Regions from separate parts of the Homo sapiens genome. Here region 2 is linked to region 1. The links are chromatin loops, found by intact Hi-C in ENCODE. Cell type or tissue: PC-9. All regions are shown on one strand.

What was found. Hi-C counts contacts between places; a loop is a spot of excess contacts. Peaks named below come from ENCODE experiments on the same cell type or tissue, not always from the same donor. Only the 100,000 strongest peaks of a DNase experiment are listed, where the experiment ranks them.
Region 2: it touches region 1 in a loop (2.8-fold over the local background); 2 of 110 quality-filtered maps call a loop at or near these places.

The regions. Positions count from the first base shown.
Region 1 is chr6:129,841,284-129,846,283 of GRCh38, forward strand. It overlaps TMEM244 (transmembrane protein 244), which reads right to left. Exons shown (of 5, transcript NM_001010876.2): 2 at 4,484-4,569; 3 at 2,247-2,320. Among named protein-coding and RNA genes, the nearest start is that of TMEM244, 18 kb to the right of the region's middle. In PC-9, no CTCF peak of the experiment used is centred here; DNase peaks (open chromatin) are centred at 2,568 and 3,358.
Region 2 is chr6:129,785,028-129,790,027 of GRCh38, forward strand. No RefSeq gene overlaps it. Among named protein-coding and RNA genes, the nearest start is that of TMEM244, 74 kb to the right of the region's middle. In PC-9, no CTCF peak of the experiment used is centred here; no DNase peak of the experiment used is centred here.

The sequences.
Region 1 (5,000 bases):
GAAGCTGGAAACCATTATTCTAAGCAAACTATCACAAGAACAGAAAACCAAACACCACATGTTCTCACTCATAGGTGGGAGTTAAACAAAGAACACTTGGACACAGGGCGAGGAACATCACACACTGGGTCCGGTCGGGGGGTGGGGGGCTGGGGGTGGATAGCATTAGGAGAAATATCTAATGTAAATGACGAGTTGATGGGTGCAGCAAACCAACATGGCACAGGTATACCTATTTAACAAACCTGCACATTGTGCCCATGTACCCTAGAACTTAAAATATAATAATAATAAAAAAGAGTTATAAGGTGTTGAGCAAGATTTTAACTTTCAGGTCAGTCTGTTTTCTTCTCCATAAATTGGAATATGGAGTATTATTTATCTCAAAAAAATTGTTGGGAGGATTTTAATGTAAAATGAAAGGAATTTGCAAACTATTCTCTGCGATGCAAAGGAAAGATATTAGTAATTGGAGTGTTTTAACTGGACTCACACTTTCCAGTGTCCTTACTAAAATTGATCTCCTGGGTGACAAAATTATTGAAACCTACACAAAACCTGACCATAATAAATACATGCCAAAGTCTCTGAGGTTACTCTTATATTTTATTAATATCTCTGAGATTAGACAGGTATAGATTCTCACAGCAACAACTTTGAAGAGTTATGACATTTATCTCCCCAAACCCAAAATTAAAGATCTAATACGCTAAGGTTTTATTGATATCTTTGTACAAATGTTTGTGTTTCATGAGAGGAAAGGACGACTGTAAACTCTGCCAGCCATTTTGGAGATCTTCGCTAATCCCTGCTATGTAAAAGTTCATCACTAATCTCTGCTATGAAAAAACACAGCCTTCTCCCATAAGCCTGTGATATTGCCCTTTCTTTATTGACTGACCCAAAGACTAGAATTAAATAATGACAGTTGAGTGTTCAATCTCTCCCTCTACCCAAAACACACACATGGCCCATACTTGACTCTTTACTGGGACTATTTTCTTTTTAATCATTTGTGGATAGTGTTGGCAAAAACTAGGGAAGTGCCTGAAAGAAAGTTAAGATAAAGTCTTAGACCTCTTGTATCTCAGAATCGAAGTATCTTGTTCTCACATATGCTTTGCTATCCAAAATTGAATCAATAATGGCACCAAACAAGGCTGTACTAAAGCTTTTTATTTGAATTCAGTAACTCTAACTGACCAAGTTTCCTATACAAATTATAGTAGAAATCCTGTTTCATTGGCCTCCAGCAATTTTTCTATATTTGCATATTTGTACCCCAAAAATATTCTCCAGTGGTTTTTCTAATGAATTGTATTGTTTAAGGAATTGACAGTACATTAAAAAACAAGAATAGGGAAAAACTTAACAAAATATTAAGAGTAATTACTGTATACAGAATGTAAGTATGCGATTTATTTTATTTTTCTCCTTTCTGCTTGTAGATATTTTCTAAGCTTTCATTAATTAATATGTTTTATGATAGAAAACATTCAAATTTTACTTTTCTGAAGATGGGGCAAACTCACCATGAAGCTCCCCCAAACAAGAATGTTTTACATATATTCAAGGTACATAGGTGTGAAGGTTTACAAACATACTAGATATTAATTAATAACTATTCAACAAAAATGCCAAATTTAAAAGAGAGAAATTTTGCCTTAGTGTATTCTTTCTTATTGTTTTTCTTCTGCAGCAAGTTCTATACTATTTTGGGAAGAAAAATAAAACCAAGCAGAAATGTACAAAGTAGAGAATGAAAGTTCTCTGTCATCCCAGATGGGAGATAACAGTTTGTTGCATAATTCTCCAGACTTCTTATCACTGACACCATGTATTTTATTTTATGCTACAAAAATGAAATTGTATTATATGAACTCTTTTGCTGTATTTAATTTTCTATTTTATATCTCACAAATATTTTTCTACATCAGCACATTAAGTCATTATTCTTCCTTTTCTTTAAAAATAATCAACAAAAATTTACCCCCAATACAATGAAATGAAAATTTATATAGGAATTCTCATTCTTTTTCTCCACTTATTCCATATTACTCCACCTGCATGGAATAACAACTTTAAAATTTTTGATGGCACTTTTCCTAATTAATTTTTGAAATCAGATAAAATACATAGATGACTGCGAGACAGGCCTGATATTTAAAATTTTTTTATTAAAAAATTTATGGGGTTAGTGGCATTTAGTTCACTAATTGATAAGAATTTAAAATTAAAACAATTACCTTTATAGTTTATGTTGAGCCATGAGGGATTTGTTTTGAAATCAAATGGAGCCAGGACATTCAACTCATGCACCCTAAAGATGTTATAAGTGAAAACAGTTTACTCTGAATGAGGCAGTTCATAACAGCACATCAAAGTGACACACGTTACTATTTTCATACAAGGATAAGCTATGCGATTCACCCACATTGTGGCACATTTCAAAACTGGCTGGAATGTGAAGGAATCAGCAATGAAGATAATAATCTCTATAGAATCTTTTTCTGACTCAAACATCTCACTCTTCTTGCTAGAATTACAAGTTGTGGTAACAGTTACAGCAAAATTTCAGATCAGTCATTAGGTGAGACGGTATAAAGGTAACAAGGGACAAGGCAACGTCTAGTTACGAAATGTAAACTCACTTCATGACCAAACCAGTAGTTCTTCAGATGTAAAACAGGTTCACCTAAATGGTGCTATAACATATTTTTTAACATTAAGTGAGCTACTGTAGCAGTTAGAATAAATTAATTAAATGCTAAATACATCTCATCATGGATATATTTTTGAAATGTAATGTTGAAAAAAGTTACAAAATGACACCTATTATATGATACCATTTGTATTAAAAAAACCTGCTAAGCAGAAAAAAGTGAAGTGAGCTAAAAAGAGTTTTTAAAAACTGGCTGACTTGGATGACAGCCAAATAACATTTTGTCCACCTTGTCATCTTTGTCCAATTAAGTTCCACTTTGTCCACCAAGTGGACTTAATTTTATTTGATGTCTCAGCTAGAATCTTGATAGTTCCTGCCATCAAACGTAGAAGGAGAACGTAATACCATGGAGACAGCGCAGGCTTGAAAAACAACAAGATACAGGTTCTAATCCTGGTGGTGCTATAACCGTGCACTTGGGCAAGTCACCTAACCTCTCTGGGCTCAAATTTCCTACCTATAAATTGAAGAGATTAATCTCTGAGTTCCCTTCCTGTTCTAAAATCTGAGTCTATTAAAGCATACAGCTGGACTTTATATTATACCCAAGTTTGTAGTCGTGTGCAGCTGGCCAACCAGTTAGCTGCCTCCTGAAGCTTTAAGGTCTAATTACTTCAAATTCCTCACCTCTGACTCATGTTAACTACAAACCCTTAAAATCCGGTGCTCAGAGAATCCTAGAGAGTCTTGCCTTCTCCTTTCCCCAGGCATAGCCTCACTGTCTCCAGTCCCAGGGAGGAGGCTGAGGCTGCACGTGAGCGCCAGATACTTCCTCCGTGGGCTTGCCTGCAAGCATGCTGAATAACATTCTTTCCATTGCAAACATTGGTATCATTATTTTTTGATAGTTGCATATTGGTATTAATTCGCATATTGAAATAGAATTCCTTGCTTGCACAATAAAATTAAATTGTGTAAGCACTCAATTTCTAAGAAATCATTTGTAAATATACATAATGTATCTCAAGGCAACCAATATATTGGCAGCCAAAATCTGTAGAGACAAAATTCAACCATAGCAAGACAAAAAATTACCTGAAAAATAATGTTTTACACTTACATAAAAATGATACCATTAAAATACACGTATTATCCCATTTTGTCCTCATAATAACTCTTTTTTGGATGATTCCATTTGACAAATGAAGGCATTGAAATAGGAGATACACTGTCGTTTGGTCAAGATGATTCAGAAAGTTAGTAAGAACTTGGGTCAGAATGTAGGTCTCTTGCCTCCCAAAAGCTATTTCCAATATAACAGAAATTATTTAAATTGGATGTGGATGATCTTTAAGCTCCTTTCTTGTTCAAACCTTCTCTGATTCAATACCAGACCAGGGAGTAATGGGTTCGCTTTCTTTCCATGAGCATCCTCTGAAGAGGTAAGAGAAACAGTCCTAAGTGATTCTATCCACTTCATTTCATGATTGTTACTTTTATCATTTTCAGATAGAACATTTGCCTATTTTTACTTAAATAATGAAAGTAGGCTGGATGCAGGGGCTCATGCCTGTAATCCTAGCATTTTGGGAGACCAAGGCAGGAGGATCATTCAAGGCCAGGGATTCAAGACCAGCCTAGGCAACATAGCAAGACCTTGTCTCTACCAAAAATAAAAAATAAATAAAAGTAAGAAACTATGTCTTTAAAAAAATCCACATCCTCTAATCCATAAAGACATATGAAATGTTAAATATAAACATCTTTCCTATTCAATGTTAGCTTTTTAATTCTATTTGAAGACAATGTGCTACTTACTCAAACATCACGCAGCCCATGCTCAGGGACACATAGTACACAGTGTAGAAAAGAATGACACATAGAAGAAACTTCTGCAAAACAACCTGTGGAGAAAACAGGCATGAGGTCCAAGAGCCTGGGATTTTTCACATGGTCTTTGGTAACTATTTTGACAAAAGATGATGAATGATTACTAGATAGTGTTGGCTAGCCTTGTATTGCTTAAGGACCCATGGAATGGGAATGACTTCAAAGTGCCCATCTTGGAGCTTCTTTAGCGGTATAATTTTCTTAAGAGTCATGTGTCTTTGGGTTTGGTTTATTCTTCCTACCATGTATTGAAATCAATTAGTTTTTCTTTTAATTTGAGCATTAATAGCCTCTAGATATTTCTAGATGATTGCTTTCATTTCAATCCAAAATAAGATGAATAATACATAGTCTCTATATTAGTATGTATTTTCAACCATTAAACTTTTCTTATTTCTGTTAATATTAAACTTCAAATAACATTTTAATTTTTTAATACATTCAC
Region 2 (5,000 bases), 56 kb before region 1:
AGAATAGCATAAGTGAGGCAGATGACTTCAGTGACAGCTGATCTGAGCACATGCTTTGGTTAAATTCTAACTTTATAAATATTTATTGAGCATCTAGGCAGAAGCCGGGAATGGGAGTATGGTGGTGAATAAGGTAGACAAGATCTAGACCTTACTGGAACATACACTTCAGTAAGGCACATGGACATTGAATTAGTGGGTGATGAAAATCTTGTAAGTTGAAATGAAGGGCACTTAGCCTAGTGAAGAGTGAGGGAAGATGATTCCAGGCAGAGGAAATAAAACTCACGATGACTCAGAATTAAGAAAGAGTTTGGAATACTGGGTGAACTGAGGGTGGATGGAGGTGGTGGTCTGGAACAGGGATAATGGGTTGGCGGGGGGGTGGTAAACAGGTGGAAAGGTAAGCTTGATACTGAACTGGGAGCCTCTGGGGTCTTGTTAAGAATTTAATTTATCTTGAAAAACAAGGGAATCTTTAAAGAATTTAAAGAATTTTAAGCAGGTGAGTAACATGATTAGATTTACATTCCTAACCTAACACAGTGGATAAAATAAGCAGAATAGGACACTTTTGTTCAAATATGGCAGATGGAACGTGTACACCTCTAACTGCTCCCCCAGTCCTTTCTAAAATAGCAGTAAAGGTATTTTTTAAGAAAGCAGAAATCCTAAATGACAAGGAGAAGAGGAAAAGTGATCCCATCAATAAGATTTTGGAAGCTGGAGAGCAGATGGCCAAGTGGTAAAGGATTTAACAGGCCCAAGAAAACCAAACCAACAGTGGAAAAGCAGAGAACCAACCTGATTTATACATTAGAATCCCCCAAAGCTCAGCAGCTGCTGCCACCAGCTGCTTCTAAATGTAGACATGACAGGGTCCAAGGAAAGCAACAGAGTCAGGAGCATTGGTCTAATGTCTGTTTAAGAAGCAGTCAGTCTCTGTTCCATGTAGCTGGGCCACTGTGTTTCACTCATCCTGGGGAAAGGCTGAAGGCTTATTCTCTGGAAAGGAGGTTTCTGGACTAGAGGACACCCAAGCATGGCCAAGAAGAAGGAGTAAGATAGATGTTGTCAACAGACCGGTACTGAGACCTGGCAACTTAATTCTCCACTCCTGGACAGCTAAAAGCCAAGCTTTTGTTCATAAGGCAAGAATGTGGAATGATCTCCTTTAAAGAACCTTTTCAGCTCAGAAGAAATGTCCTAAAAATACTAACATCAGAGGCTCCACAGCTGCTGTTATGGCAAATGATTTTATTGTTATGAAAGTATTTAGTGAGATTTTATTTTCCCCCAAATAGGTTCCTTTAAATAATGTTATATTAAAATTTATATTAATAATTATAATTTAGTTTGCCTTTTAACATTTATATGTCATTTTGAATATTTTAGAATATAACTTTTTTGAAAATATATAAACAAAATTTTAATTTACATATTTCATGAAAATACAGTCATTTCATATTCAATGAAGTTAAGCTCACTTTAAATATAATTGCATTTTATTTCTTAATCCTTTAGTAAGAATGAGTTTAAATTGAGAAATAGAAAATATAAAAGTAGAGCTCAGGGGAAAACTAAAAAGCATAAGGAAATAAATGTTCAATGGGGCAGTCTGCTTAAGTTATTAAAAACTGGAAACAACAAAAATAAGATTTATACTGAGCATGACCCATATAAAAATTGCAAACCGGCCTGGGCATGGTGAGTCACACTTTTGTAAACAGGGCCTGAGCGTGGTGAGTTACACTTGTAATCCCAGCACTTTGGGAGGCTGAGGCAGGAGGATCTCTTGAGCCCAGGAGTTCCAGACCAGCCTGGGCAACAAAGTGAGACCTTGCCTCTAGAAAAAAATTTTTAAAAATTAGCTGGGCATGACGATGCAAGCCTGTGGTCCTAGCTACTTGGGAGGCTGAGACGGGAGGATCGCTTGGGCTCAGGAGGTCAAGGCTGCAGTGATTATGCCACTGCACTCCCGCCTGGATGACAGAGTTAGACCCTGTCTCAAAAAAACCCCACAAAATTGTAAACAAGATATTACATATTCTTTATTGTAATACATAAAGATTTAATTACTGACCAAAATAATGAAAATGAAAAAAATTATTTTTATCAAGTCCACAACTTAAGTCAAATGAAATCCCTGCAATTTTATATAAATAAAGATTTAATGAAGATATTACTGTAAGAGATGGCCAAAATCGCAACATAAGTGACAGACATATGCTGAAAATAAAATAAAAAATACGTTATAACTATGTTTAAACTTTGTACAATTATTGTTTCACTCCCAAATATACTTACAGTGGCTTTTTCTTTTTTTTTTTTGAGACAGGGTCTCACTCTGCCCATGCTGGATTGCAGTGGCACGATCACAGCTCACTGCAGCCTCAACCCCCCAAGGCTCAAGTGATCCTCCCACCTCAGCCTACCGACTAGCCGGGACTACAGGCACATGCCACTATGCCCAGCTAATTTCGTTTATTTTTTGTAGCGACAGGTCTTACTATATTGCCCAAGGTGATCTTGAACTCCTGGACTCAGGCAATCCTCCAGCCTCACCCTCCCAAAGTGCTGGGATTACAGGCATGAGCCACTGCACCTGGCCATATATTGTGACTTTTATTAACAATTTCATTTACTATTCCTCAGCTAAGCGGCTTCACCAAATGTAAATTAATTAAAAAGTCTAAGAACTACACTGACCTAATTTGACATTAATGTTAATAGAATACAAATCGTGAGAAAATCCTAATTTTAACATAAGTAGTATTTTTTAATTTTTAAGTGTTTAGTTATTAGATGGCATTTTGGCCTCTGTTTATACTCTCTCACAGACCATCTAGTAGTTAGCAATGGACTTGAGACTGGTCAACAGTTGCTAAATCAGAACCCATTAACTTAACCAGGTGTGGACTCATTAACTTAACCGGAGGATACTGTAGACCTGATAACCACCCTTAATACTTCACTGGGATCATTTGGCAAGCAATAATGCAAGCAAATTAACCTGAAGTGATTCAGCTAGGGTGAAAGAAATCAGAGAGAAAGGATGCATGAAAGGAAGATGGTTTCTAAATCACTGGTTCACATCAGAATCACCTTCACGAAACATTGAATAGAGTAGACAGGGCTAATAAAATTTTTCACCCAGAAAAGGTTTGGCCAAATAGTTTCCAGACTATTTGCAAAACTGGAGTGGTAATGAGTTGCTGGTTTACTTTTGTTATTATTTTTTTCTTAAAAAATAGTGATTCTAATGTGTGGAAGCAATTGCAATAAAATACTCTAGATATGACTTAGTGGCATCATCTTCTCATTGAAAAAATACCCCAACCTCATCTTATCTGCAATGGAAATAGAGTATTTCTTTAGTGCATATAATGAAAAAAATTACAACTGTCAGAAATGATAGCCTAGACTACTTGAAGAAAGCTTCCCTTAAAGCTGTAAATCACCAGTGTTAGCACAATTGAGTAAATTTCCTTTTCCTTCCTTTTTTATTCTTCTCCCTGTCTATATTTCCCCTCCTCTTTATTTCTTTAATTGTCCGCCTTATAAGTGTTTCCCCACGTTGACATTTTGAGTAATGCTTCTCATTAAAAATTTAAAAATATTTTCACATTTTTGAACATATGAAGCATCAAAAATATGTGGCCTTTGTGATATAATTCTTTAGATTTGTGACAGATTTGGGAAGAAGATATTTTTAGTTTTGACATTTGAGAAAGTTTTTACCTGTATTAAAACATATGTTATAGTCTTCATTAGGATTCCTATTTGAGCACAAAAAAATATCTGCAAGAAAACGCAAATAGCAGCAACAGTGAAGAGCACTGGCTTAGGTCAAACAGACTTCAATTTAATCTGAGCTCCCCCTTTGCCAGCTGTGGGACATAAAACAACTGGCTTAACCTTCACTCGTCTAAATGTCGTCATCTGCCAAATGGGTGTAATAGTAGCTCCTATCTCCTAGAGATGTGAGAATAAATTAATCTGTGTGAAATCCTTGGAATTGTGTGAGGCACACAGACAAGCTTGTGGATGTTATTATTGATCCCACTGTTATTATTATTATTCATTATTTTTAACTGACTCTGATTTACTTTTATAAAATAAAATAATACATGCCTGATATGGTTTGGCTGTGTGCCCACCCAAATATCATCTTGAATTATAGCTCCCATAAATCCCATGTGTTGTGGGAGGGACCCGCTTGGAGATAATTGAATCATGAGGGCAGTTTCCCCCATACTCTTTGTGGTAGTGAGTAAGTCTCACGAGATCTGCTGATTTTATAAGGGTTTTCCCCTTTTGCTTGGCTCTCATTCTCTCTTGACTGCCATCATGTAAGATGTGCCTTTGTTCTTCCCTCAACTTCCGTCATGATTGTGAGACCTCCCCAGCCATGTGGAACTGTGAGTCCATTAAACTTCTATTTCTTTATAAATTACCCAGTCTTGGATATGTCTTTATCAGCAGTGTGAAAACAGACTAATACAATGCTCACAATAGAAAAATGTAGATTGTAAAGAAGCACAAAATAGAGTCTTCTTCTGACTGCTACCACCCACCTCTCTGTTAATGGCTCTTATGTATCGTCTCTCAAATTATTTTAGGAACCAGCTTATATATGATCCTTTCTGAAGCTTCATGCAGAGCAATCAGACCTTGCCCTCTGTTTGCACTTTTGTCACTTAACATTTATCTTGAATGGCTTTCTCTATCCACACATCTACATCACTCTCATTCTTTATAATAACTGTATCATATTCCATTGTATACATGTACTACAATTTATATAAACATCCTTTTGCAGTTTTTTTTTTTTTGCAATTATGTCTGTTAGGAAATGTCCTAATGTAGTATAATTTCTGGATTAAACTATGTGTATTTTCTACTTTGGTATATTTTGCTGAATTACCCTCCCAAAAAGTTTGCATTAATTTACTACAGTGGTATTTAATGCATTTGGGTATGGCTCTGAAAACATGTAT